2 separate regions of the Homo sapiens genome follow, and region 2 is linked to region 1. Evidence: chromatin contacts called from ENCODE Hi-C or POLR2A ChIA-PET data. All regions are on one chromosome and are shown on one strand. The core of a region is the stretch at or near the end of the contact, and the rest is flanking DNA. Distances in the headings are between cores, read along the strand shown. Region 1 holds the start of S100A11 (S100 calcium binding protein A11). Region 2 has its middle 44 kb from the start of CRNN.

Region 1 (6,917 bases), core at 1,967-4,466:
CACTCATCCTCAGCTCCTTGCTGGCTCCAGCCCTTCAGTTTGATTCATTGTTTGCCTGCTTTGACAAATCTACCTTGCCTGCTACCTTTCCTGAACTCTCCCTCCTTTGACTGATAACCTAGAAATGAACCCCTTTCAGCGTGACCCTGGGGAGCAGCTGTCAAGCAGGCAGCCCTAACTGGGTGGGGCTGATCCCCCAACCTGGCTCTGAACAAGTCATACTTATTTGGTTTAGCTTTTTCCTTTGGTTTCATTCAAGCTACTTCATGGGGCTGAAGAGTTATTGAAAGAATAAATGTCATAGAGAAAGTAAGAAAAACTAACAACTAGGTTTAGGAAGAACAAAAACGCTAATGAAGTCAGACTGCAGGCTCTTCACTCCCAGTGGTTCACCATTTTCACAATTCAGCGAACACCCAAGTAGCCTTTTCTTTAATTTACAGTTAGCAATTGGCTTACATTCCCCTCTGTCTATTTCTTCCAAATTTCATAGCTTCCACTTACTCATGATGTCTTCTCCATAAGTTTTATTTGCCATGACTTCATGGTTCTGTCTATGCAAATGTTCAGCTTCAGCTCTTCTAAATGCCTAATTTTCTATGTGCTTCTAATTTCAGTTTCCCAAAAACAAGAAGCTTTTTGGCCCTAGTTCATCTTTCCATGTTATGTCATGAAACATCCACTACCAGCCATCCTATAGATTGGCAGTGCTGGTGTCCAGACTAACTTCAACCCAGTCCACTCTAACAGGGTCACAGTGTGTCAAATCATGCAAAACTTGGCCACCTGGGCTGCCCCTTGAGCACAGGTTCTAAGTGAGGCATTTTCTCTTAAAAAGAACTATAGTGGCCGGGCGCAGTGGCTCTCACCTGTAATCCCAGCACTTTGGGAGGCTGAGGAGGGCAGATCACGAGGTCAGGAGTTCCAGACCAGCATAACCAACATGGTGAAACCCCGTCTCTACTAAAAATACACAAAAAATTAGCAGGGTGTGGTGGCGCACACCTGTAATTCCAGCTACTCAGGAGGCTGAGGCAGGAGAATCGCTTTAACCCGGGAGGCGGAGGTTGCAGTGAGCTGAGATCACCCCGTTGCACTCCAGCCGCCTAGGCAACAAGAGTGAAACAACGTCTCAAAAAAGAAAAAAAAGAAAAGAACTGTGGTGTGTAAGGCCTCATGATTGAGTTATGGAGTAATTTAGACAAATGATTCCTTAATATGTTGGGATCATAAATTTTTCTGAGAATCAGATGAAAGATGTGGACTCTTCGCCAGAAAAATTTCTCTTATGCAAAAAATTTACATGTAACTTTAAGGTATTAAGGAACCCCAGCAGCCGTTCATGTAACACCCCCCACCACCAAAGGTTTGAAGTCTATTACCTGGCACTTGATAAGAACTGTGAGTCAAAAAGGCATTTAGACTCAGTGGCTCCAATGCTTTCAAGCAGGGAAAATGGTAGAGTGATAGTACCCTTAGCAGAGAAGACAGAAACAGGTTTGGGGAAAACTAGTTATTCCTGAATTATTGAGTCTGAAGTGCAGGTGGGACTCTCAAGTGGATTCATAAACAAGTAACTGAAAATGTGGGTCTGGAGTAGCTGAGAACTGAGATGGAGATTTGTCTCACGTGCTCAGGGCACCTGTGAGAGCAGGTGCAGGGAAGCAGTTCACACAATGCCTATAGCCCATTATCTTTCATTTGCGTCTACTCTGCAGTTTTTGGAGACCTTTCTAAGCCCTCACTTTACTTGACAGTCCTAACAATCTTATGAAACAGGAAAGGCCTATCTCAAGACCTATTACAAATAAGGAAGTGGAAGCTCAAAGGAGTGACAAGTCTGGTCAAAAGTATTGCAATGAAGTAACAGACACAAGACTGGAACCCAAGTCTTCTGATTCTTAATACAACTCCTAATTTCATTGCAAACTGCACACAGATAAATGCCTTACTAGCACGGATCAATTTTTAAGTGCAGTAGTTTGGTTTTCGGATTTTGTCTTTGTGGCTGTCCTCAGTTTACAGAAAAGTTTGAGAGAGAGGGGTGGCAATTGTCCCTTGACAATAATCCCCAGTAATCCCGTGGCAATTGATTTGGCAATACTCACCACTGTTTACTGTTAAATATCTTCCCTGTGGAGCAATAGAGAGCCCCAACTCCTAGGAACTTGTCTACAATTCTGACCCGCACTCTGTCCTAACTAACACTCTTGGTTTTGTTTTTTGTTTGTTTGTTTTTGAGATGGAGTCTTGCTCTGTCGCCCAGGCTAGAGTGCAGTGGCGCGATCTCGGCTCACTGCAAGCTCTGCCTCCGGGGTTCACGCCATTCTCCTGCCTCAGCCTCCCGAGTAGCTGGAACTACAGGCGCCCGCCACCACGTCCGGCTAATTTTTTGTATTTTTAGTAGAGACGGGGTTTTGCCGCGTTAGCCAGGATGGTCCCGATCTCCTGACCTCGTGATCCACCCGCCTCGGCCTCCCAAAGTGCTGGGATTACAGGAGTGAGCCGCTGCGCCCGGCCTGTTTTTGTTTGTTTTTTGAGACATTGTTCCGCTCTTGTTGCCCAGGCGGCTGGAGTGCAACGGCGCGATCTCAGCTCGCTGCAAACTCCACCTCCCGGGTTCAATCGATATTTCTGCCTCAGCCTCCCAAGTAGTTGGTATTACAGGCGTGTGCCACCACGCCAGGCTAATTTTGTATTTTTAGTAGAGACAGGGGTTTCACCATGTTAGTCAGGCTGATCTCAAACTCCTGACCTCATGTGATCTACCCGCCTCGGCCTCCCAAAGTGCTGGGATTACAGGCCTGAGCCACCGCGCCCGGCCCACTGCTGTTTCCAAAAGAGACCTTTTTTGCCTATCTAACCTAAATGCCCAGAATGAGCTCATACATGGGAAAGACCCACGGACATGGACAGACTTCCCGAAGACTACTGTGCAAAACTTATAATTCTAAAAAGTCAAAAATCTTCAGGAATCACAGGACGGGGTGGAGGGGGCCGGGGGGAAAGAGGAGGGAAAAGAGGGAAAGGAGGGAGAGTGAGACTGCTTAAATCGCTGGAGAGGACGGTGGGTTTATTTGAGTCTTAAAGCTCAGTTCTGTGGTTAGCGCCGGCCGCGGTCCCAGGCCCAGCCCGGGAGGCGGGGAGGGGCGGGGCAGGCGCGGAAGCTGTCTGAGTAAGGCTTGGGCAAGGCTGGGCCGGGAAGGGCGTGGGTTGAGGAGAGGCTCCAGACCCGCACGCCGCGCGCACAGAGCTCTCAGCGCCGCTCCCAGCCACAGCCTCCCGCGCCTCGCTCAGCTCCAACATGGTAAGCCTCACTTTTCTTCTTCTTCTTCTTACATGAAAAGAAAAAGAAAAGAAAAAAAACCCACATACTTCCCAGCAGACTTTATCTTTGACTTATGTGTGGACGTGGCAGGAAACAGCAGGAAAAATCAGCCTCGTGGGAGGGAACTGGGGAAGAAGGGATGGAAGGATGAAGCCCTAAAATCATCCTTGGGGTGGCCGCCTAGGGTAGCAGCGGAGGTTCTTTAGCCTTCCCAGTCACGACAAGGCCCAGGGCTGGGGAAGAGGAAGTGCTGGCCGCTCACCGCGCGGGGGGGGGACCCGTCGTGGGTCACTGCCTCCAGCCCCTCGCCCGCGGTCTCCCGGGAGCCCAGAGACGCCTAGGAGCAAGTTTAAGGCAGGGGGCTGGAAAGCTGCGAGGGGTCACTAGTTATTTCTGTACACCAGAAAAGGGACATTTTAGAACTTGGTCGTCTAGCCCCAGGGAAAATCAAAGTTTCAGTAAGCACCCGGCAGACGGCCAAGACCCAACGGGACTGAAACTTTAGCCCGTCGCCGCCCGCAGCGCCGCGGCCAAGAATGTGGGAGGAACCCGGTCCCAGCTGAGCCCTCTCCTCCTTCCTCTTCCTTTTACCCCACCATCTATTTAGGCACTCACTCCGTAACTTATTTTTCTCTTCTTATCTCCTTTCATCTCCCAGTTGAACTCATATTTTCCATAATTCCACCTCCAAAATCTCTTTCTTTACCTCTCCTTAGTGGAGAGTCAGCAAACTGGCCCGCGGGCCAAGTCGGGTTTTCTGTTCTGCCCACAAGCTAAGAATAAAGTTTACATTTGTAAATGATTGAAAGAAATCAAAAGAAGAAAAATACTTTCTGACATGTGAAAATTATGTGGAAATCAAACTTCAGCGTCCATAAATGAAGTATTGGAACAGAGCCACGCCCATTCCCTTCCATACTGTCTGGGGTTGCAGTCCTGCTACAGCAGGGACAGAAAGCTCCGGAGGGTGTTGGTTAAGAATGAGAAGACAATAGTTGAGGTTTTTAAAATTGCTACGTCTTTTTCATCGTATTTTTTTCTTTCCTCAAATGTTGAGCGCTTAGCATGCATTTTTAAAAATTATTTCACAGTATCCGTTTATCATAATGTTTGCTCCTTGCTATCGCCATCCCCACCAAGTAAGACTCCAAGAGTGCCATGAGGTGTGGAGAGCGCCGGTTCTCCTCTCCTTCAGCCACTGCGCCACCCTGGGCAGAGCTTTCCGGTTTCTGGGCGTCCTCAGGACCCATCTCCAAAGTGCCCTGGAGCTCTACAAATTATGCCGTTCCATTTTAGTAATTTGATAATTGTGTCTCTTTCTTTCACTTTGGAGAATTACCTCTGGGAGGAAATGCAAAGAGGTTTTAATTTTCTCCTTGTGGCTGATAGCAACAGCAACAGTTTTCAAAAGAAAATAATCTCTAAATTACACCAAGACTGATGTTAAGGAGAGAAAAATGTGAAGCAGAAAGGCACTGTGAAACTGGAAAAGCAAAACTGTCTGCATTCTGGAAGGAAAAGGGGCAGGGGGAGAATCTGTAGTTCCAGAGAAAGGTGACAAAGCCCATGCTCCTCAGCCTGGTGTGGCCTCCCAGCCAGTCTCCTTCCTGTCATCTGATACCTTAGTAAGACAGGGAGATTTTAGGCCTGATATGAAGGGCATGTTGTAACAGAACAAACACATCTGTTTCTAGGCTGTGGTATTTTGTTTCTCCCCTAAAGGCCCCTGAACCTACCAACACTTTTCTTAATGAAAAGTTCAATTTAGAGCAAAACAAAAACAATCATCCTCCAACAATGTGATTCTTGGGAAAAAGTCCACCTCTCTTAGGGTTCAGGGGTTCTAACGCTGTAAGATGCAATGGGAGGCAAGACTCAGCTAGGATCTCTGCAGCATAAAGGCTGTACAGGAAGGAGGAATCAATCTGCAGCTGTGTAGCTAAGGGCTCAGATCAGTTCTTAGCACGTGTTAATTACGGAGTGAGAAAGCCTCTAGCTCTGGCCTCCAGGAAGTCCATCCTAAGAACAAACGAAAGGCTAAATGCTAAGTTGCAAATGTCACCATCCAAACATAAATCATTGTTAACGCTAGTAGGTAAAGTCTCAGAGGAAGGGTGTGGCCAGGCCGGTTTCCCAGAAAGTCTGTAATTGCGGCTTCTACCCACCAGAGGGAGGCCAACAGCTCCTCACTTTTGGGACCCTAAGTCCCCTTGGGGAACCGGATGACTGGGCCCTATAGAATTTCCTTGAAAAATTCTGCTGTGAGGAAAGAGCCCAGTACAGGATTTAAATCTCTTACATTGTAGATGCTGTGTAAGCAGCAACCTGAGAGCTTCCTGGTTTGGAGTGACCTCCAGAGAAGCTCCACCTTCTCTGTCACTATTTCCCACCAGGAAGTGGAAGCCTGCAAGGCTAAGGACTGCAGAAAGGGACTGGGAGGCCCAGATTCCAGGGCTGGCTCTGCCATATCCATTCCCTTCTCCTGTCCGTTTCCTCACATCTAAGATTAATGGTTCCTAACTCTTAAATATGAAAGCCATTTTCAAACATCTAAAAAGTTCTATCTCCCACTGCATACACAATGATAGCTATGCTTTTAGTTTTCTCTAAGGAAATGTGTGAGTCCCAGGAATTCGGTATTGCTTTAAAAAGAACTGACATTTCATTAATCACAAAAGCCTCCATACACTCTTGGAAAATAAGAAATTATTAACCTATAGACAATGTTTGGTGTGCATATGGATTTGTGGATATAGAGTTACACATGTATTTATCCACACATTTTAAAAATATGAGTAAACCTTGTCACCGTCACTCTCATCTAGGCAGTCTACTGCTTTTAAACGTGCCAGCAATGCTCCACATTTACCTTCCATATATTTCACCTGGAATAAACATGTGGCGAGGGGTAGGACGGAAGGTCACAGAGTGTGACTTTTTGTGGTTGTCTTGAACCCCTCAGCCCCTTGAAAAAATGACTCAGTCTTTTAGGAAACTGCTTTGACCTGAAATAAGAGTCCCTGGAGTTTTCTCCAGTATCCAGCCTTGACATCTTCCCTTGTCTGAGCCCTGCAATTTTTTTTCTCCAAAGGCAAAAATCTCCAGCCCTACAGAGACTGAGCGGTGCATCGAGTCCCTGATTGCTGTCTTCCAGAAGTATGCTGGAAAGGATGGTTATAACTACACTCTCTCCAAGACAGAGTTCCTAAGCTTCATGAATACAGAACTAGCTGCCTTCACAAAGGTACTGGTCCCTGTCTCCCCCACTTCCCCAAACTACCCACAACATGAAACAAGACCCTGGCAGAATGGCCAGGAATGAAGGAGCAGCAACTGACACCCCACACTCTTGCTTCATTTTAACTCACTCTAAGCCAGGAGTTTTTCCATTTAGGAAGAGAGATATATGAAATGGTATATGACGTAATGGAATTATTTTCAAATTTCATTATTCTACCCCAGAGGTTCTATGGCAGCCCTGTCCAGTAGAACTTTCTGCAGTGGTGGAAATACATTCTATATCTGCTCTATCCAACATGGTAGCCACCAGCCACATGTGTCTGCTGAGTGCTTGAAATGTGGCTAGTGT
Region 2 (6,511 bases), core at 403-2,902, 420 kb before region 1:
GGCACACATGTAGTCAGACAATCCTGGTAATATGTGATACGTTTGGGGAAAAATTTTTTTTAACAGTGACTTAAGACCTGGTAAGGTATCTGTGTGGCCAGATTAAAGGATAAGAGTGAGTTAGTAAAACCTAAAATGAACTGGGCGTGGTGGCTCACGCCTGTAATCCCAGCACTTTGGGAGGCCGAGACGGGCGGATTACGAGGTCAGGAGATTGAGACCATCCTGGCTAACACGGTGAAACCCCGTCTCTACTAAAAATACAAAAATATTAGCCGGGCGTAGTGGCGGGAGCCTGTAGTCCCAGCTACTTGGGAGGCTGAGGCAGGAGAATGGCGTGAACCTGGGAGGCGGAGCTTGCAGTGAGCCGAGATAGCGCCACTGCACTCCAGCCTGGGCGACAGAGCGAGACTCCGTCTCAAAAAATAATAATAATAATAAATAAAATAAACCTAAAATACAGGCAGTTCGTCTCTTTTTAGAAGTCAAAACCTTAACATCTGGGAGTGTCCGTATGAATTTTGGCCCCTAAAAATCTTAAAAAGGGATGTTTTTGAGTTGCCAGCATCAATACTTAGTATAAAAAGTTTATAAGTGCAATAACTCTTTGGAACTCTATCACCAAAGGAGGACATTCTTCTTCTATTTAGATGTCACACATCTCCACAAACCGAAATGCAGTCTGTTTCCTATTTATTGTTATATGTTGCCTGCATTCTTTCTTTCAACAGTTATTGAACACCTTGCTGTGTCCTAGGACCTGTGCACATCTTCTGGGATCTGCCATAATTTAATGCTAATTCTCTGTCCCCCTCTGGGAGAAGACAAACACATTAGCCACATGGTGATTAGATGTAGTTCAAGGTGTCTTAGGGTCTCTGAGGACTGGGGAGTTTGGAGAGTGTAAGGGATGGATCTTGGAAGTAGGTGATTTTTGAAGTAGGTGATGTTGGGGGACATCTTGGATGTACAGATTGTTTTTCGTAAGGTATACCAGCACAAGCAAAGGCAAAGGGACATTTGCATGATGCTACCATGAGGTATTATATACATAAAGTGTTTCGGGAAGACTGAAATAATTAATTTGCTAGAGTCACGTATAGAAAGGCTTCATTTGCCATTTCCAAGTAAAGAAGAATGAAGATTGACTGGGTGAAAAGGCGGTTTATGCACACAACCAGCAGGTGGCGCCCACCCTTCTGCACATCTAGCAGCCTGGTTAGTCCCTCCCAAATTACAGCAACCAGGAAGGAGTCAAATGCTGATGTCCACCTGGGCCAACCCTCACCCCCACACACATCCCACACCTTATACTCTGAGCTACTCTGAACCCACTACCTACAGAAACTAGAACAGATAGGAAACAGCATGGTTAAAAATGTTCCACACTTGCTTTCACTTTCAAGAAGAATGTCACTTCTGTGCTTTTACTTTCAGATAATTTAAAAACCAAAAGTCTACTTAATGCCAAAAAAAAAAAGAGAAGTAAAAATAGTAATTGATTTCAGAGTGGTGAGGACGCTGGACCTAAAACCAGGGGTACAAGGAAGCAGCCTCGGTGTGGTGGGGATCAGTGAGAGCCTGTGACTCCTGGGGCCCTCCTCGGCCACTGAGCTGGGGCTCACTGACACCAGGAGGCCAGCTCAGAGCATGGCAGCTGCTGCAGGCAGGGCCACTCGGCCGAATGAAGGCAATGGGGTGCAGAGGAGAGAACGGGGCTCTGGAGCCAGAACATCTGCTTTGCTGGCTCTGTGGCCATGTGTGAGTTACCCACTCTCACCAAACCACTATTTCTCAACTTCTAAATTGGTCCATAACACACTCCCAGAGGAGTTGACATGATCAGCATGTTTAAGTGCCTAGTGGTGCCCAGCATATAATATATACTCAGTCAGTAGAGGTAGCTCAACCCCATTACTCTCCTCTCTCACTCCCTTCCAGCCACACTGGCCTCTTTGCTGTATCTTGTGTAGATCAGGAATGATTTCACCTTAGGACATTTGCATTGGCTTTTCCCTCTACCTGGAATCTTCTTACCCAAGATATCTGCTTGGCTCCCTCCCTATATTTCTTTCAAAAGTAAGCTTCTTAATAAAGCAGAGCTGACCAGTCCATTTAAATTACAACTTACCCTTTATCCTTGCCACTTGCACTCTCATTCCTTATTCAGCTCTATTTCTATAGTGGTTACCGCCTTCTAACATGTTGTATAATTTACATATTTATTAGGGTTATTGTTTACTGCCTACTACTCCCACCCACATATCCCAGCTTTTATCTATTCTGTTTACTGCTGTATCTCTAGAGTCAATAACACTGACTGGACATCGTAGACACTCAACAAATACTTATCAGTTTTATGAATGAATGGATGCATGGATAGATGCTCTTCCATCTTCAAAAATCAAATATCATCTGTCAAACAGAGAGAGCAGGTGTTAAGGTCAAAGGCGATCCCTTATGTGAAAGGGCAGGTGGAGGAGGAAGCACTGCACCATGGAAAACTGTGTTCCAGGTGGTTGCCAAGAATACTCAGAAGTTAGAGATGAAGGGCTGCCCCAGACACAGCCTTGGGGCCCAAGATTCATACTGCTGTTAGAGGGGCACAAACTTGCTGGGTTTTGACTCTGGGAGGAAAACCACGTGTGGGGTCTTAAGCGGGGCCCTGTGTCTTTGGGGATTCACATTTGTTGCACCCAACTATACTCTGGAGCTTCAGAAATCAATGGAAGTTGCTCTGGATTCAAAAATCAATAGAAGTTGCTCCCTTCCCTGGAGATGCCCACGGTCAACCTTTGTCTTTTGGAGTCAGGCTAACCTGAAGTTGAATCCCAGCTCTACCACCATTGAGTTATGACCTTGGACAAATCACGTAAATTATCTGAGTTTACACTTCTATACATGGCAATATTAGTGGCCACTTTTCAGCAGACTGCCTACACACAGTGTGAATTTGAGAAATACTAGTTCCCTTACCGTTCCGTCTTCCATCTCTGAAACTTCGCTGGAGCTCCATCTTCTTGAGACATGGCGATGCATTTCAGGAGTTTCCCTGAAGAGGGAGCCAGAGCACCACGGAAATCCTAATTGTTGGCTGACAGCAGTCAGCGCAGGGAAGCTTATGGGCACAGCCAGTCAGCAAGTCTTTTGGGTCCAGACCTCGGCTTCCTCTCTCTCAATGCCTTCTATCAAAACCCCCCCACCTTGTGCCAAGTGCTGCTCACAGTCTGCCAAGCAGCTCCCCTATCTCAGGCTCTACCTAGTCAAAATGATCTTTCAATCAAAATTCCAATTTTCTTTTCAGTCACTTTATATAGCTGTTGTCATAGTAAGTGACAACTTGGTTTAATAAAGCCAGTTGTGCCAGGATGTTGCTAGGTAATATTTGCTACTTCTAGGTAACGTGTATATTTTAACAGGTGCCTTCTGATGATACATATGGGGACAGGTAGGCATTCCAAATGCTGAGATCCAGTGCCACTCACCTTTAGACCACCCTGCATTCCATGGGCTATACTTAATATTTGGTGCTTACCCACAGTAAGCTTACATTAGGTTGAACACATAAAATTGTTCATAATCCACCATTTTACCTACAAAACAACAATTTCATATGGTCCAAAATAATATTTCACTTCTTCACCCCCACTCAATTTCAGTGTAGACTCCAGGTCTTTTTTTTTACTTTCCCCATCACATTTTTGCCCTCAAGCACTGTTTTCACTCTTGTTATATTCCCCCCCTCCAGCCCTACCTCAGTTTCCAGTTCCTACACCTTGCCTAGGCCACACCTCACCCTTGCAGGGCATCTCCCTGCTGAGGCAGCTGCTGTGATGGGATTGGTCCCACCTGCCATCTCCAAAATGAGCACAACAGGGCTTTGTCCAGCCAAGAACATAGGGCTCCAGCTCCTCCCATACCACAATATCCCATGAGCACTCTCTCAGTCTCCCAGCAAACTTCTCTGCCCTCGCAGACTCTGGAGTGCCAGTCCCATCGAGTAACTATCTGAAACCCTTTGAGTCTAATTGTCTTCAGATGTGAAATGTAAAAGGACAATGCACACCACATAAGGTTGACATAAGGAATGACTGGCGTAATGGTTGTAAAAAGCCTAGCACTGTGCCTGGCAGATGGCAGTCATTCTGCAAGGTACAGTTGCCCTCTCAGAACCTAGGCATGGTGTACAAGACCAAAGCCCCCAAAGCAACTCATTGTCCTGTCCACCTCTTCCTAAAATGCCATGTTATTGTTGCACCCCCATAGGCACCATTTTGTCAAGTGTGGTCTGGTCCTATTCTCCAAGCACTCTGTATCACACACTCCTGTGATTGCCACAGCATGGGGCAGGGCTGGCCTGGTAACTCCCTAAGGGACTAAGTCCTGCCTCACCAACAGTCTTCTATTCTGTCCTGGGCCCCTGAGATTCTGCCCTTCCACACAACAAGAGTAGTGACTGTGATACCAGAACCACATGACATGTTAAATAAAGAGGCTCTGTAAAGAGGAGCAGAGAGATGTGTGCCCCGGAGGGGAGGGAGGTGGTCAGGCTGGGGGTGAAGAGTGGTGGGACTTGGCCCTAGGAACTCCTGCCCTTTTGTCCTCCTTCCTGCCATACCCTCTCCTGTGTGTTCTTAGCATCTCACCCCCACTCCTCATCTCTCCAGTTCTAAAACAGTCTGTCAAGGCTTCTGGAAGTGGAGAGAGACCCAGGCTGGTTATGGAGGGATTATAAGGAACTGCTAAACACAAAAGACAATGGTCAGCCTCACCCAGACAAAGGCAAATGCCTGTCTTAGTGGGGAGATTGCATGTTCATCCAATTTGAAATTTTAAACAGATGTATAACTCTAAATACTTTAGAATTACAATGTTAGGTTGTGATTTTGAAAAATACCAGAAAAAATGGTATTATGCTAGCAAAAATATAAAGTGGAAATTTCCTCTTCCAATGGGAATGGAGTTACAGGGATGGATTTATCCTGTAACCTGAAACAACTACATAATCTGACAAGCTATAGTTGGCCTTCCTTATACTTGACTTCTACATCCATGGATTCAACCAACCATGGATCAAAAACATTTGAAAAAATACAATAAAAATACAATTTAAAAATACAGTATAACAACCATTTACATAGCATTTACATTATATTAGGTATTATAAGTAATCTAGAGATGTTTTCATGTCTACAGGAGGATGTGCATAGGTTATATGCAAATATCTTGCCATTTTACGTGAGGGATTTGAGCATCTCCAGATTTTGGCATCTTCAAGGGTCTTGGAACAAATCCCTCGTGAATACCAAGGAATGGCTATATAAAAAGAACAATAGTTTTCAAGACCATGAACCTGAAGCAATGCAGGACCATGATGTTTGCAAGATGAAACAAAATGAGCTGAACCCTAGGACTGTCCTGGCCTCCTCCCGGCAAAGGGTTTCCAGGCTGTGACTCAGGGAGCGGAAACTGGCAGAGTCCAGTGGACTCTCAGGATTGAATAAATGGAACTGGATCCTAAAAGACCAAGGCAGCTAGAGTTTTCAAGACAGACTACTAGCCTAGCTGTGGGGAAAAGAAAGAGAGATCAGACTGTTACTGTGTCTATGTAGAAAGAAGTAGACATAAGAGACTCCATTTTGTTGTGTACTAAGAAAAATTCTTCTGCCTTGAGATGCTGTTAATCTGTAACCCTAGCCCCAACCCTGTGCTTGCAGAGACCTGTGATGTGTTAACTCAAGGTTTAATGGATTTAGGGCTATGCAGGATGTGCTTTGTTAAACAAGTGCTTGAAGGCAGTATGCTTGTTAAAAGTCATCACTACTCTCTAATCTCAAGTACCCAGGGACACAATACACTGCGGAAGGCCGCAGGGACCTCTGCCTAGGAAAGCCACATATTGTCCAAGGTTTCTCCCCAAGTGATAGCCTGGGATATGGCCTCATGGGAGGGGAAAGACCTAACCATCCCCCAGCCCAACACCCGTAAAGGGTCTGTGCTGAGGAGGATTAGTAAAAGAGGAAGGCCTCTTTGCAGTTGAGATAACTCTGAGGAAGGCATCTGTCTCCTGCTCATCCCTGGGCAATGGAATGTCTCGGTGTAAAACCCAATTGTATGTTCCATCTACTGAGACAGGAGAAAACCACCTTATGGCTGGAGGTGAGACATGCTGGTGGCAATACTGCTCTTTAATGCACCAAGATGTTTATGTATTGGCACATCAAAGCACAGCACCTTTTTCTTAACCTTGTTTATGACACAGAGACATTTGTCACATGTTTTCCTGCTGACCTTCTCCCCACTATTACCCTATTGTCCTGCCACATCCCCCTCTCTGAGATGGTAGAGATAATGATCAATAAATACTGAGGGAACTCAGAGACCAGTGCCGGCGCGGGTCCTCCGTATACTGAGCGCCCGGTCCCCTGGGCCCACTTTTCTTTCTCTATGCTTTGTCTCTGTGTCTCTTTCTTTTCTCAGTCTCTCGTCCCACCAGACGAGAAACACCCAC

The links. Hi-C counts contacts between places; a loop is a spot of excess contacts on that map. ChIA-PET counts read pairs that join two places held with the same protein, here RNA polymerase II (POLR2A). Pooled maps may share reads with other maps.
Region 2: a map of naive thymus-derived CD4-positive, alpha-beta T cell shows a loop between it and region 1 (7-fold over the local background). The contact joins the enhancer-like site here to the promoter of S100A11 in region 1. A Hi-C loop is called at or near these places in 4 of 168 maps with a recorded cell type or tissue (B cell, heart left ventricle, naive thymus-derived CD4-positive, alpha-beta T cell and 1 more), 21 of 37 single-sample maps with no recorded cell type and 13 of 50 pooled maps. POLR2A ChIA-PET finds 5 or more read pairs at or near these places in 9 of 52 experiments (CD4-positive, alpha-beta T cell, CD4-positive, alpha-beta memory T cell, MCF 10A and 6 more).

What each region holds. Positions count from the first base shown.
Region 1 is chr1:152,033,303-152,040,219 of GRCh38, reverse strand. It overlaps S100A11 (S100 calcium binding protein A11), which reads left to right and starts at 3,216. Exons shown (of 3, transcript NM_005620.2): 1 at 3,216-3,307; 2 at 6,420-6,572. The coding sequence starts at 3,305. RefSeq lists enhancers at 1,596-1,755, 4,853-5,147 and a silencer at 3,713-4,007.
Region 2 is chr1:152,455,137-152,461,647 of GRCh38, reverse strand. No RefSeq gene overlaps it. Among named protein-coding and RNA genes, the nearest start is that of CRNN, 44 kb to the right of the region's middle. RefSeq lists enhancers at 1,083-1,142, 3,061-3,130. Within about 2 kb of position 1,652, at least 12 of the 41 ENCODE cell types and tissues checked have a DNase peak (open chromatin) inside an H3K27ac peak, as active enhancers do; they include B cell, CD4-positive, alpha-beta T cell and sigmoid colon, where a contact is called at or near this core.